Linked DNA regions of Mus musculus: region 1 is linked to region 2. A link is a loop called in an ENCODE intact Hi-C map of the cell type or tissue named here. Cell type or tissue: heart. All regions are shown on one strand. Links, peaks and the distances in the headings refer to the core of each region. The heading gives the core; the rest is flanking DNA.

Region 1 (7,874 bases), core at 1,043-6,042, 90 kb after region 2:
CTTATCCCTACCAGTCGGTTCCTGCTCACAACCTGGCCAAGAGCCTGGGTTTTTTTTTTTTTTTTCTTTTTTCTTTTTTTCTTTTCTCTGTATGTAGCCCTGGCTGTTCTGGAACCCAATCTGTAGATCAGGCTGGCCTAGGACTCACAGAGACCCACCTGCCTCTGCCTCCTGAGTGCTGCCTCCTGAGTAAAGGTGTGTACTACCACCTCCCAAGAGCCTGACCTTAATCAACTCTTGTCTCCCTTCTCCTAAGGGACTTACCAAACCCCGAGTAAATGAGTCATGAAGTTTTGCTAGCTGTAGAATAAGGTCCCAACTAGTTTAGGGAAGGATTCTTATTCTGATTAGGAATTAAGGTTAGGAACAGAGTTTGGTTTAGAGTTAGGAGTTAAGGCTTAGATCAGGGTTAAGGTCAGGGTCAGGGTGAGGGTTAGAGGGTTAGGGTTTGCTGTATAAACGTTTCCTTCAAGACTGGAACATTCCATCCTTCAGGGATGCTCCTTAACCAGGAAGTAAACAACTCAAAATAGCTTCAGGAATTCCCTGAAACCAACCAGATTCACTAGGATACTCCCTGATAGAGTAAACAAGTCAAGTTGCATAGAAGATTCTGAGACTCAATCAGCTGCCTGGAAGAGGTTTAGACCAATAACTGAGTCAATTGGAAAGGATGCTCTTCAATCTGTTGAGCTGCCCGCAGGCTGTGTAGTTGCTCCAGGTTTTGTGAGCCTTCACCTGCTTTGGGGTGGTCTTTGGTGATGCATCTGACTTTGAGTTATTTCTGCTCCTGTAAGTGACCCTTCACCCATATTCCTGTAAGCAACCCCAATAAAATTCATTAGTTTTCCAAATTGGACTATGGTGGTATCTGTACTCTGGTCTGTTGTGGGCTCCCAATCTGGGTGAGTGTTGGGCCTTATTTGGCCAGATACTGAGGCCTAGTGAGCCTTTGCACGAGTTTAGAGACCTGTCCTGACTTCTGTACTGGAGTGACTCAGCACAACCTGCCTTTGCCTAGCTACTGCTGATGTAGAATAACTTTACTGACCCTGACAGTCACCTCATACCCTCATCATCTCACCTCATCAAAGATCCCCACCTCCTTTCTTAACTCTATATAAACAAAAGACTGATACAATAAAATGAGTTCCTGCTTTGACACTCCCTGCCCATGTGTTTGTTTTGAGCCTTACCATCCTGCTCAGCCCCAGAGAGACTCTACTGGACCCGGTTCTCTCCTCTCGCCTGAACCTGCCAGCAGAGAGTCGACAAACTGGGACCCCGTGTGAGGATCAAACTCATGACCTTCAGATTATGAGACATGTTAGTAGACATGTATATTAGTTAGAGTTCTCTAGAGTCACAGTGTCTTGCATCAGCAAGATCCGGATCATAGGTGTGCCCTCTGTTTCTGAATTGTAGTTCATTCTAAATATAGTCAAGTTAACAACAGAGAATAGCCATCACGTGTGTGTATAGCATCTCTCCAGAAAAAGCTTGTCACAACATAATTGGCATCTGAACAGAAACATAAGAGAACCCAAGGTAAGTTTGGAGTAGTGAGTGCATGGTCCTGGCTATTGATAGAAGACATTCCCTGATCATCCTCGTTTTTTCGTATAGGACCATTGTTAATACTCACATCCAGCACCTGCATCCAGTGTGTGGATGTGAGTATGAACAATGGCCCTATATGAAAAAACGAGGATGATCAGAGAATGTTCAGTGCCTGAACTTCTGGAACTGGGAAAGGCTTTAAAACAAGCAATGGAAGAGCCTGTTGCAGCCTGCCTTGTGAGGGTGTGGGACATGAGAGCAGATGGGACCCATCTTACTGCTGTGAAGAGAGGGAAATAGCAGTGTAACTTCCCATCTCATCTTAAGGCAAAGGCTTCGAAACCCAAGAGGCTGGGAGAGAAATCCGGTCCTAATAGACTGGCTTCTCAAAGCCCTTAGGAACACTTGGTTATCTCTGTCTGAAGTCCCTGTAGATGTCCATGAACTGAAAACAACATAGGACAGGTGCTACGGAGGGAACCAGGAGCAAGAGAAGCTATGCATAGACTGTAGTTCTCTGGGCTAGACAGAACTATGCTCACAGGAGAATTAAGGAGAAAGCTGATCTAATAGGGACCTCCAGATGGGTATGGGACTTAGTGGCTTTGCTGAGCCCCAGGAGGGATTTTTTTGTTTTGTTTTTTTTGTTTTTGTTTGTTTTATGAAAAGAGACTTGGCAGACTGTAGTAGTGATCTAGACTGTCATGGGAATTGTGTTCACACCATGCCAAAATGCATGGAGGAGGTGGGTGAGTAAATAGACGGTAGAGTCTATCTGGGTCACCTGGAAGCAAACGTGGCTAGATTTGTTTTGAGCTGTTGGTGTACCTGTTCTCAAACCCCAAAAGACCACCAAGGAGTCGACTCTGATGCAATCGCACTAGGGTCTTTTACTCAAGCAGGACAGGAAGGTGGAGCCTTGAGCCTAGTTTTAGGTAAGCATTTTATAGAGGCAAGCAAACAAGCAAGAAGGTTCCTAGCCTGGGACACATTTGATTGATGGGGCGAGGGGAGCTTTATGGCCTTTAACATAATTGGCTGGGGCTGGGAGCCAAACCACAAGCTTAACTTCTGTTTTTCTCCTGACTGGTGGTTGTTAGCCAGGGGAAGGCTTGTACCCTGGAGGAGTAGATTTGTTGGGAAGTAACCTAGAAGCTCTTGCTAGTTGCAGGCTTGTTAGCTAACTCGAGTTCAACTATAAGTCAAGTTCTCTAAGATGGAGTCTGGACCCAAAAGCTCTGGTCTCTCAGGAGTTCCTAGGGTGAATATTGATAGAGAAATAATTCATGTGAGCTAGTTAATGATAACCATGCCAATTAAGCCAATTAAAATGCATGAGTCCTTTTGTATTGATGGCCAGACCAGGAAAGAATGGACTTATGCATCTGAAAAGTCTCTGGGTGTTCAAGCTCAAGGGTACAGTGTTTTAAAGACAAACCCTTAATGTTTGGGTGTGGGAGGATTATATCAGTGGGCGATTTAGAGTTGTCTAGTAATGTCTGCTCTCTTTGTAAGGCTCAGTGGTATCTCTCAGACACTTCATTATATGTTTGAACTATGGTCCATGGACAGTCCCTGAAGCATTGCCCAGGTGAAGGTGGCTATTGGGGCCTGGGTGGCAGGGGTGGGGGTGGGGTGTGTGTGAGACTTCAGGAGCCTATTTGGGATTTGATATGACTGGAAATTTCTGGTCCAGGAGAGGAAAGGAGCCTTTTTTTTTTTTTTTTTAAATTAACTTTTACATTTTAAAAACACAAATCAAGACACACAGCGTACAGACGGTGCCACCCAGTGGCAGAAACCGGAGAAACCGGCAGACTCTCCAGAGACGAAAAGACTAACCAAACAGAGCGAGCAATGGCTTGTAGAGGCTCCCACCTAGTGGCAGAACACGGAAAAAGCGGGGACTCTCAGAGTCCCAGGTTAGGGTTATGCTTTTTAGAGGGCTGAGGTAACCTTTGGGCTATGGTTTAAAAGGTTAGGATTGGGGTTATGGTTTGTATTAGAGGGTTAGGGTTAGGTAGATTTGTGTTTAGTGTTAGGGATAGATGCTTAGGAGAGTTAATGCTAGTATTTAGGGTTTCTGTGTAGGTTGGATCTTGAGTTAAGGTTAGGGTTAGGGTTTCAAAGGTCATAAAGAAAATCTCTAGTCAACACTGCCCAACGCTATGACTATTTATGAATAGTGTATAAACCTGTGTTTAGTGGTGCACCTAAGCAGGAAAGGTGTAGAAACTTATTTCCAGGGTGTTTACGCTGGAACTATAGTGGAATTTTTAGGAGAATCACTGTATGTAGTGTAAACAGAATCAATGGTTTCCTAGAAGGACTTAGACCTTTAAGAAATCTTTGTGCAAAACAGTGGTTGTTTTCTATGATTATTTATAGAGTTGGGTTTTTTTTTTTCTTTGAAGGATCTTTACAGCCTTTGCATGATTTTGGCCACAAGACAATCCTGGCACACCTAGAGCATCTTGCATTATTAGATACTGTACCAATAAGGACTAAAGTTGTAGCAGCGCGATGTTTTCCTTCCAAAACATTAGAGCAGGGGCTTTGGGTATGAGGAACTTGTTTTACTCAAAGAACAGCTTTAGTGTAACAATGAATAAATAATGCCTTTGCTCTGCTGTTTGAGATCTAGTCCACAGAGGCTGATCTCCTTGCTGCCAGGAGCCCTTAATTCATTCTTAAGTGTCCCTCTTTGAACGCCCGAGCAACTCAGAACACCGAAATGGAGTAGTGCAGAAACCCCTCTTCCAGGACATAGCTAATCAGGTAGAGTACAAACTGCTATGCTCAAGTTCTCAGTCAACAGGAAAAGCGCTAACACCTGAGCACAGGCAAAGGCAAGAGCTATGTCCAGGGACTCCGCTACTTTGTAAAACTGCCACAGTTACCCATGAAGAGCACAGCTGTAATCTCAGCTATCTGAAGGTTGATGCAGGAGGATTTTTGTGAGGGTCAGATGAGTCTGTTTACATAAGTGTCGCCCAGAGGAGCGAAATGGTTAGGGCTAGGTGACAGGCTTGAATACTCTGGTTTTCACCTAGCCTGACGCGCGCATGCATTCTGGGTAATGTAGCCCATTCTCCCTAACTGAGGAGCCTGTGCACCCTAGTATATTCAGGATTTTACGGTGTTTATGTGTTCACAGCCTCAAGGAGGCTTCAATGTAGTCACCACCGGCATTGGGCAGTGTGGCCTCTGGCATCTCGCGACTCTGGACTCCGCAGTAATTCTGTGCTAGAAACCAGGACGGTTTCAAGCCCTAGCTTACGCCTCGGATCCTGTTTGTGCTCTCGGCCAGCGTCGTGTGACCAGGGGCACAGGCGAGGACTGAACCCAGCTGGTCTTGTTCCCTGCACTCTCCAGTTCCTTATTGTTATAGTTAGCTTCCCGGCGACCACAGGCACCTTTAGGCTTTCACTTGCTCCAGGAATTGTCCAAACCCTACGGAAGACAGCTGGGCATTGTAGTTCAAAGTTTCCAGAAGGCGGTGCTTGTGGACCCTAACCATTCTGGGATTGTAGTCTAAATTTCTGACGTTGGCACCTGTGGAGAAACTTTTTTTGGGTTTATGGTCCATTATTTCTCCACGGTCATCATCACGGAGGCTCCTGAGAGCTTTTAAGGCTCTGTAGATGGATGAATGGAGCCGACAGCCCCCGATCTCCGAGCCTTGAAAGCAGAGTGCACTTGGGAAAGAACAAGCCTGTAGAGATTAGAGACAGTGCCCAGCGTCATTGGGCTTGGAGGATGGCCGGAAAGACCTAGCTGGGAGCAGCTTAGGGGCCTGTGGGCAAAGCCTGTAATTTTGGAGCCCCAAGGGCCACGTGATGACATAAGGCGCACTGGCAGGGGTCCCTTGAACGGGAGGAGAGGCGGGGCTGATAGCATGAAGGCGGGAACATAGGATGGGCGGACCTCCACGCCTGGAGGCTGAGGCTAGGGCGGTAAGGTTTACCAAAGCATGTCTTAAAGGATTCAGGATGCTATGGCTGAAAGTGAACTAGCTGCTGCATGATACTACACCTGCAGGGTCAGGGTCAGGGTCAGGGTTTGACTGTTGCAAATATGGCAGGTTCAAGGTCAAGTCAATGTCACAGTCGGAATATTCTGCGATCTTAGCTGCCCCAGCTAGCACAAAACATCGGTTGTCCACAACCCACACTACTGTTCTCTGCACTGTGGGAAAACTGTTAATTAAAGTCTAAGTCCACCTTGACGGGATAGCCTTTGGACTAAGTGCAATATGGGAGACTCTCTTCACTAGGGAATTTTCTCCTTCTCTGACCTTATCTGGGGAGTTCTAAGCCCCCCATACACTCCTCTTCCTGAGGAATGTCACATAACCTCAATTAGATTATAGGACCAATCTACTTTCTTCCGACAAACACTTGTTCAGCCAGCACCTGAGATTTCTGAAATGCTTCCTCATGCTAACGAGGCACTCCAGGTGGCCTACAGCCAATGACCTTTGCCTATCCTGGATATCCCTGTCCTCAGTGCCCTCAAACTTTATGAGCCTTCAATCACCCTGGGTGAAGTTCATCTGCCTTCGGGTCCTGGTGTGGTTTATTCGCCATATGTACTCACAGGGCTTCATTGAATCGACCGACAATCCAGGAGAGCAGAGAGACCCACACTGCTCTCTGTTCCTCTCTGCTCACCTCCACAGCTTCTTCAATTCTCCTCTGACTTCAAGGCCCACAGAGACCATGGGGTTCAGCCATCACAAATGCATTCCTCAGCTGTTTGTTCTTCGTGTCTTGTGTGTTAGTATTTGTCCTCACGTGGGAAAAAGGTCATTTGCTGATATAGTCACATACTGGGGATCCTGGGTAGTGAAGAGCCCAGTAATTCCAGGCACTGGTCTGCTACCCCCATCTTACTGCATGCCCTTAAGCCCTGCATTCTTGTCAGCTGCAATAAATCCACCTGGCTGGCATGAGCCTCGTAAAGGCTGAGATAAGACTACTGCCTAAGAATAGACTTGAGTGGGCTAGAGAGTTGGCTCAGTGGTTAAGAGCACTGACTGCTCTTCCGATGGTCCTGAGTTCAAATCCCAGCAACCACATGGTGGCTCATAACCATCTGTAATGAGATCTGATGCCCTCTTCTGGGGTATCTGAAGACAGCTACAGTGTACTCACATATATATAACAAATAAATAAATCTTAAAAAAAAAAAAAAAGAGAATAGCCTTGAGCTTGCACCAACATCCTCTATCTGCCACACCCTGGGCTGCAGAACTAACCCCCAACTTACAAATTCCTTCTTTGCTATCCCCTGGGCATCTGCTTGTGGGTTTATGCTTCAAGAGGAGGCTGCTCTCGACCTTTCAAGGTGGTTGTGTCAGCTCCTGAGACTGAGGCTACCCTGACAGGTTAGAAGCGTTTTCCCATGGTGAATAAAGTTGCTTTTGGTTTATTTCTGACTTTGGTAGTCCTTTCCTCATTATTTGCCTGCCCTGTCACCCCAACAGGTAGCATGTCTTTCCAGATATTGTGGGCTAGTACCAAGGAACAGGGATGAGCTATTAGACAGGTCGGGGTGGTACTCTGAATGGGAGGAGGATGGAGAGGGATTCTGGGGACCAGACAGGACAGGAGCCACACGAAGCCGAGAGGCCCACAGAAAGGACAGCTGGATCTGCCATGAGATTCAGTGGCATCTCAAGGCAGTAAGGGCTGAGAGGGAGGACAGTCCCCTGCAAGTTGTCTGATACGGAGCTTGGGATCCGACTGGGCAATTTGCAGTGGAGGATTGGAAGGAGAGTAACAATCACTTGCCTTACAGAGGATTCAGGTTTGATTCCCAGTATCCACATGATGGCTCACAACTGTCTATAATTCCAGTTTCAGGGGTCTAATGTCTTCTGGCCTCTGTGGGCACTTCATGAACATGGTACACAGACATACATGCAGGAAAGCCCCAGTGTCCACATAAAATTATGAGTAAATAAAATGCTAAAAAGATTTTAATCAAATAATCATCCTTGCAACTTAAACTACTACCAGGAAGACTTGTGGGGAAAGCATTTCCCTGGCAGCCTTGGTAGAGTAGGTTTACAAATAGTTACTAGGTTGCCAAAGGCAGCTTTACTGCCACCCCTACCCCCCTTTCTTATTTTCTCTCCCTCTGTCATTCTTCATTTTGTAGATGATGAGAAATTCAATTCATTAAAACCTGTGTGCATCATTATTGTTTTGATTCTAATTTTGACCAAAGGGAACATCTTCAAATTGGTGTCATGTTGGTTTTGACTAGATTAGGTTTGCACATTGCATTTCATTTCAACTCTAAGAGGA
Region 2 (7,874 bases), core at 1,180-6,179:
TGTTTCCCAGGGGATGGCAATCTTCACCTGAACGTGACAGCAGAGGCCTTTAGCCGGGAGTTGCTCGGTGCCTTGGAACCTTATGTGTATGCCTGGACAGCGGAGCAGCGGGGCAGTGTCAGTGCGGAGCATGGCCTGGGCTTCAAGAAGAAGGATGTACTTGGCTATAGCAAGCCATCTGTGGCCGTGACGCTTATGCAACAGCTCAAGGCCATGCTGGACCCCAAAGGCATCCTGAACCCCTATAAGACTCTACCTGCCCAGGCCTAAATGGAGCTTTTCAGCTTGTGCAAGATGCTAGGACCTAGGCGAAGGAAGGTTTGGTGGGCCTGGAGGCCTGCCAGCTGATGTCATCCACAATAGACCAGGTAACTGACTCTCACTGCTAGCCAGGAGCCAGCTCTGAGCACCCTCTGGACAAGGTTGCCTCTCTGTGGGGGCAAACAGATCAGATAGAGCTGCCAGGCCCTTCTTTTGTCTCCTGTGGACAGAATAAGTGGGTGGGCAATTGCCCTACTCCCAAACAGGCCAGATCTCACCAGCTCTGGGGTGGGTGGCCTGTGGAGACCTGCTTTGTTGCATCTCTATAGCGCGTAATTTTAAAAGATCCCTACTTGCCTGGTGCCTTGCAAGGCTCTCATCAGTCTCACTCAGCTTTGCTAATGGCCCTCTGGTCATTTTCCCCTGGAGCTGTGATTGTTGCCCTATCCCCTCATGGCTAGCTTTGCCAAACTGTGACCAACAACCACCCCAGTGGATAGAAAACACCAGACAGTTTTATTATCTTAAAACTAGACAGATAACTCAATGGCTAGGCGAAAAATTTCCTGCCGTAATCTTATCAACTAGCTCCCTCCATCTTGCCTGTCCCTCCGCCTGCAGTAGAAGCTATAAACTCTAAGATTTCCACTCCTACATGTCTGCACCACCCTACTTGCTCCAAAGCCTGATCCAAATTCTGTTTTCTTTGTTTCCCCTTTTTCTGACTGGTACTCAAAACTTCCATCTTTTTCCCTTCACCCAACAATTAGCTTCTGCCTCCTTTATTGACACAATCAAGAACCAATTAGGGAACCAATACCTCTCCCTCCCATCTCTGGGAAGAGAAGCACGTGATCTCTTGGATGGATCTTACTGGACAGTTTGCCCTGTGGCATGTATTCTCCGAGGGCTGCAGCAGAGTTGTCTAGCCCCAGATAAGTTACCATGGTCAGCCAGAATACCACAACTCATTCCCATACGCCTGAGTGGGATTTGCTGTCATATCAAGCAGGCCTTGGATTGGTAACTGTGGTCTACCCGGCCAGGCCATTCCCTCAGGTTTTGTTTGTTTTGAGCCAGGGTCTCTCTACTTAACTCTGACTGTTCTGGAACTTACAATGTAGACCAGATAGATAGACCTTTAACTCACAGAGATCCTCCATGCCCCTGACTTTGCTTCTGGCCCCTGAGCAATGGGATTAAAGGCAAGTGCCACTACACCCAGCTTACCTTGTTCTTGAGGACCTGTCTGGTTGGTAAACAGGTGTGGAGGGCTATGATTGCGTGCAGAGCTTGACCTTTCTGGGTATGGGACAATTCCCTAACTGAATCAATAGAAGCGACTTTCAGTCATGTGGTCTACACACTGTTCTCTATCACTTGGCTTGTCTCATGACCTGGCAGTCTGGAAGGCTGAATACACCTACCATATTTTTTTCCTGCTATCAGTTTCTGGAAAAAATTTGAACTACAACTTGCTGCTGCTAGAAAATGATTCACATAAAGTTAATTGTAAAGTTGTGGCTCATTACATCTCTCCACACATCTAGTGTGCTCTGAATTCCCAATGTGTCTTCACACATGGATTAGAAAGTTAGTGTTAGGAATGTGAGCAAGCAAAGAGTGAGAGGCTGTAGCTCCTGCCTGTAGTGTGCTACAGATAGGTTATAGCGAATGTGGGGATCCCAACACAGGTACGTGTGGAGCCCTTCCTGCCAGGACCAGCCTTCCTCTTGCTCCTCTGAGCATTGTTCTGTGAAGCTCACAGGGTATGTGGTAAGCGAAGGGGCTGCCATTTGCTCTTGATGAGCTATGTGAAGCCCCCTTTGATTCATCCATCCCAGGGGAAGGGTCTCTTCTTAGGTCGCCTCTAGCTTTTCTTTTGTGTTTTGAAGAGAGTGCATTTTGAAGTTAGAGCCTGTGAAATAGAGCATGGTTGGTGTAGCAGAGTGTAGCTGTAAAACAAACCATCTAATGTTGTTACCACTGACCAGTGGAGTAGTGAGTTCCACCCATGCAGAAAACCTAGTTAGAAACAGATGGGAAAATGGACTTGCTAACTGACCAATGAGATTACTCCAGGCTCCTCAGGCCTCTGACACAGCCATCTCCTTAATGCCTGTAGTCTCTCACACCTCCCCACAGAAGAGTAAGCCTACAGTCAGAAGATGTCTCTCCCTGTGGGAGAGAGCTGGGTGTGGTGATGCTGGTTTGTAATCTAGCATTTGGGAGGCAGAGAAGGCAGATCTCTGATATAGAGAGTTCCAAGCCAGTCAGGGTTCCATAGTGAGATCCTGTCTTAAAAAGCTAGAACAGGTGACCATGAGGACTCTACTCCCATTCCACACAGACGGGAAGTCTCCAGTGTGCAAGCTGGGAGAGGGTATTGTGTTTGGATTAGAAGTTTAGGATTCCACTGCCAGATATCTAAACCATTGCAATATGAGACATCGTTACCTAACCAGGACGGTGGGAGGAGTATACCGAGGATCAGCAGCTTCTCTGTGATGTGAGCAAGCATGGCCTGGAGTCTCAGCCCTAGGGAGGTGGCTTGGGCATGTGCAGACCCTGCCCAGGACGACAAGGGGCTATGTGGTCTTCCATAGCAGCCTGCTTCACAGAAAGAGGACAGCTGTCATACGAGATGATTAGGAGACAGTGCTTTGTATGGTTGCAGACATGGACACCTTACTGGTCCAGGTTATGTTCTCCCGGTCCATCACACTACCCACTGGTAACCACTGTGAACCAGCTCCTGCCCCTGGATATAGGTGATGTAGAAGACACTGCTGGGTACCTTGGTTGCAACTCCTCATTGCTGCCCATCTAGAATCTCAAAGTCTGGTCAGGTAGGTGACCCATAGGCATTTGAAGATGATCCCTTTCCCCAGGCTGTCAGTGGGAGCAGAGGGCAAGCCCAGTTTCAGTGGAGCTGCTGTGTTGAGGTCACTAACCCTAGTGCACTCCTTCATGGTGGCGTATCCAAGCTCTGAACCTGGTATCATGTTTTTTTTTTTTTTTTTTTTTTTTTTTTTTTTTTCTTAAAAAAAAAAAAACGTGCAAATGTCCTAAGGTAACTATTTTTTCCTCAGCATGGCCCTTATCACTGGTTAGGGCCGGGTCTGTCCCTGAAAAGTCCTTGACATTTCCTGCCCCAGGTCTGAGAACAGACTGGGACATGTCCTGCATAGACTCACAGCTAGAGGGCATGGGATAGTCATGGCCATTATTCATGGATAGATTCCTGTCTGTAGAGCACAAACAGATACATGTGCAAGAGTGTGTGAGTTCACAGCTACAAGAAGTTACAGCTCCTCTTATGTGTTTTTTTTAAAGATTTTTTTTTATGTATATGAGTACACTGTAGCTGTTCAAGGGGTCGTGAGCCATCATGTGGTTGCTGAGAATTGAACTCAGGACTTATGCTCGCTCTGGCCCCAATCAGATTTATTTATTATTAGATGTAAGCTCACTGTGGCTATCTTTAGACACACAAGAAGAGGGAGTTAGATCTCATTACAGAGGTTGTGAGCCACCATGTGGTTGCTAGGATTTGAACTCAGAACCTTCAGAAGAGCAGTCAGTGCTCTTACCCACTTAGCAATCTCACCAGCTCCTCTTTTGTGGTTTGGTGGGAAGCAGGGTGGGTTGTTCCCAGTACCTGGGCATATTGTTTCTGCAGGTGGAGTGGAACTTGTCAGGCTGGGGCTATGTCTTTATGGGTGGGGGGTAATGCCCAGTAAAACCTGTCTCAATTTCTCTTGATGGGAGGCATGTTCCTGACTAGTTTGAGATTAGCTGCAGGGTTTCTAGAACAGTGCTTGTCAGGGTAGTAGAGAAGAAGGGGCTCCGAGTCTTGGACAGTGTTTAGAAGAGGCTTGACTGTGGCCTGTGCTGGGTGATGGCCTGCCTGGGTGCATATAGTCCAGCCCATGATGTTCTTATCTATAGACTGCAGTGGTCTTTCCATGTGAGTGATCATCCAGTTGTTTTTTAGACAGGTGTGCCTTGGGACAGTTGCCCTGGGAAGTTGGACTCCTATTTATCTATAGACTGGGAGGCTGCTGGACCTTAAGTCTTCAGGCAGTGTAGTTGTGCGAGCTACACTTATGTTTATATGGCCCGTGGGTCTTTGGGACAGTGGGAGTGGATGCAGTGTGAGTCTTTAGGATACATCCCAGAAGACTTGTGGGATGTGTACCGTGCATTTAACTGGGTGGGAATATTTGCCTCCAACTCTGGAAAAAGGAAAACCCATTAGCATCCAGATAGGTCCTCCTGTTGGTTCTTCTTGCGCGCGCTCAACAGGCCAGGAAGAACGACGCTGCTACAGGATCCTTCTGCACACATTTATTCAGTCCTGTTTCTTCTTTCTCCATATATCTCCCTTGTTTATATCTCCCTTGTTTTTATCTCCCTTGTTTATATCTCTCCCTTGTTTATATCTCCCTGTTTATATCTCCCCTGTTTATATCTCCCCTGTTTTTATATCTCCCCCGAACCCTGGGCCTCTCACTCTTTTATACTCTCTCTCATCCACGCACCGCAGGCCACACCCCCTCGCCAGTCACAAGGCTTCAGCTAATCAGGGCAGCAGGGGCAAATCTCCACCAAATTGGATTCACCTGTATCCTGGTACACCTGCGCAGCACTCAAGATGTTTGTGTCTTATATGAGGAAGTCAGGTGCAAGTCATATGACTTAGCTGCAGTCCCTGGCGCCTTTGGGACTGCCGCCACACCCGCTCCCCACAGGTTCTCATTGAACCCTGAGCTAAAAGGGGTGCATAAGAGGGATCCCCTGGACTGGAGCCCTCCCTACTGCAGGTCACTCCAGCCTGGCCCCTGGCTGCCCTTGCCTTCTGCTTAACAGGTAGTCTCCTGGTCCTCAACCCCTGGCCTGGGTTCTGAAACCCAGAAATCAAGAATTGATCCTTTGTTCTCTAGTCACATCTGCCTGGCCTCAATGCTGGCTGGTCAGGCAGCACAAACTAGAAAAACAAACTAGTGGGTTTGATCAGCCTTGGTAGCACACTTCTCCTGCTAGCTGTGGGTCTGGCTGAGAGGGGCCACTTTCTACATCACATTGGCAGGGCTGGTCTGAGAGAAGGCATAACCCTAGGTAGATGGAACTGTCCTTATGCAATGCATGGGACAGGAAGACCAGTTGGGGATTGCTGTGTCTTCTGGGCAGGATCATGCTCCACTAGAGAGGAGTGTTTGGTGCTGTAAGCTGCCATACGGTTGCTGGGAATTGAACTTTGAGTCTTTGAAACCTTAGGGAGGGGCTAGAACCCACAATCTCTTTGTCTCAGGCAGCCTCTAGGTAGAGCCCCTTGGTCATGGCAGACTGCCCCTTCTGTTTGGCTGGCCACTCCTTCCAGATCCTCATTCTGGAGGAGCCTGTGGCTAGGGGCCACTGCTCAGCGTCATATCATACTGTCCTGTCTGTTCCCAGTGGCATGAAAGTAGATGGTATCTTCTTCCTGTTTAGACCCTGTAAACCACAGAGAATCCAGTGAACTGGAACCATAGCCTGGAAGAGGGTGCGAGTTTGGGGACCTGACTATATGTGTCCTGGGCAATCTGCTGCCTTCTGGGCCACTGCCATTATGGAGCAACTAAAGTATCATCAGATTTTTTTTTAGGGGAAGGCACAGAAGATCCACTCTGACCCTGTGTGTCTCTGAACATGTGGAGCCTGGGCAGGAGGATCTGTGAGAGTCTCTCATGAAGAGAAGCAGCCCTTCCCATGTTCTGAGTGGAATGTGGGGGAGGTGAGCCACAGGGTGGAGAACAGCCTGGTACTGCTTATCCATCAGATCACCTACTGTTAGCCTGGAGAGCTACTTGGCAGACCCCTTGCACTTCCTCTAAGTTCTGAGATGCGCGCTGGCCTTAGGGAATCATGCCCAGCACCTGACCCCAGTGAAGAAAGTTGTTGAAAGGACTGAGGTGAGGCCTTCCCACTACCTTCTTCTCTTTTAAGTCAGGAACCACAGAACTTTTAATGTTTAATAATTAGGAGACAGTTTGCCAGGATGTGAGGACTCTAAAACTCACGTGAAAAACTGGGAGGGGAAGGGGAACACTTTGTAAACCTAACACATGCTTTATAAAACCTAAGTACTTTCAAGTCCCTGTTCCAGTATCACTGTTGATGGGCAGGGGAGGCGCACGCCTTCAATCCCAGCGCTTGGGAGGCAGTGGCAGGTGGATCTCTGGGTTCAAGACCAGCCTGGTCTACAGAACATGTTCCAGGATAGCCAGGGCTGTCAGACAAGCCCTGTGTTGGGAAAAAAAATAACAAAAAACCAAACAAAGGAAGCAACAACAACAACAACAAACCCAAATAAATCCTGTATCCACAGAGTAATTAGATGAATGAAGCAGTTTGGCTTTCTCAAGGCTTGGGGAAATGGCATTTTGGATTTCAGTGTAAGTTATCGGCAGCTCTCACCGCTTATGTGTGGCAGCTGTCTTCTTTATGACTTCAAGTTCCATCACAGTGTGGGCCTGAAGTCAGTGTTCTTTTTAATCCACAGTGTCAATATGATTACTCATTTGGTATCTGTTCTAGTTGGGAAATGGTTGAAACTCTGCCACACCACCTCCAATAGGATCTGTGTGACAAGTTCCCCAGACTGAAGCGATCGACCTTAAAACAGGAAGCTCTCCTGGAACCGGTTGTGGAACTCTTTGCTGGAGAAAAATTATTGAACCGTAGTTCTCATGGCAATCTATCTGTTTTGTTTTCTCTTATTCCTTTTCTTACTTACGTGTTCCTGGGTATCCTAGGCCAGATTCTTAAGCGAGAATAGTGGGTACGAAACTATATCCCTCGAGATGGGGTCACTAGCATGACCTTATCCCAGGGGAAATCAATGCTTTGCTTTTTAAATAATTTACAAAACTGTTGTGATAAACAAAAAACTTTCCCAACAATGAAATTTCATATAGCTACACATGTGTCATCAGCAGTTGGTTTTGGTATATGGTAAAGAAAGCCTTAATTAGAAAGAATTAAAATAGTTAAAATGTATGCATCAAACATTTATTAAAAAATCAGGCATTAGATGTTAAATAAAAAATGAACATATGGGGTTAGAGAGTTAGCCCGGCGGTTAAGAGCAGTGACCATAAGGATTTATTAACCTGCTCTTGGAAATATGCCACTAGCCTTGGATGTCTGCCTCACTGAATAAATCCTTTTAGAATTGTTATATTTGGATGCTTTATATTAATAATGATCTTACCTGTTCTGCTTGTGATTCACTGAATACATAGTTTCAGAGTTGTAACATTTGGATGATTTTTGTGCTTTACTCTGCCAAATGACTTTTGTTGGTATTTGTGATTATTTTGCTGGATACAGTTTTTAAGAGTTGTAATTTTTTTTTTTTTTTTTTTTTTAAAGATTTATTTATTTATTATATGTAAGTACACTGTAGCTGTCTTCAGACACTCCAGAAGAGGGAGTCAGATCTTGTTACAGATGGTTGTGAGCCACCATGTGGTTGCTGGGATTTGAACTCCTGACCTTCGGAAGAGCAGTCGGGTGCTCTTACCCACTGAGCCATCTCACCAGCCCGTAATTTTTTTTTTTTTTTTTTT

Evidence for each region. A loop is a pair of places that touch in the nucleus more often than their neighbours do. Peaks named below come from ENCODE experiments on the same cell type or tissue, not always from the same donor. Only the 100,000 strongest peaks of a DNase experiment are listed, where the experiment ranks them.
Region 1: it touches region 2 in a loop (2.8-fold over the local background); 20 of 42 quality-filtered maps call a loop at or near these places.

What each region holds. Positions count from the first base shown.
Region 1 is chr1:94,075,878-94,083,751 of GRCm38, forward strand. No RefSeq gene overlaps it. Among named protein-coding and RNA genes, the nearest start is that of Pdcd1, 27 kb to the left of the region's middle. In heart, for the core only: a CTCF peak has its summit at 3,416 (motif pointing left); a DNase peak (open chromatin) is centred at 3,404; H3K4me3 peaks cover 805 bases; H3K27me3 peaks cover 972 bases.
Region 2 is chr1:93,985,550-93,993,423 of GRCm38, forward strand. Gal3st2c (galactose-3-O-sulfotransferase 2C) reads left to right here and starts at 4,956. Exons shown (of 8, transcript NM_001039219.3): 1 at 4,956-5,133; 2 at 5,897-6,215. It also overlaps the pseudogene Gm7889. In heart, for the core only: a CTCF peak has its summit at 3,465; no DNase peak of the experiment used is centred there.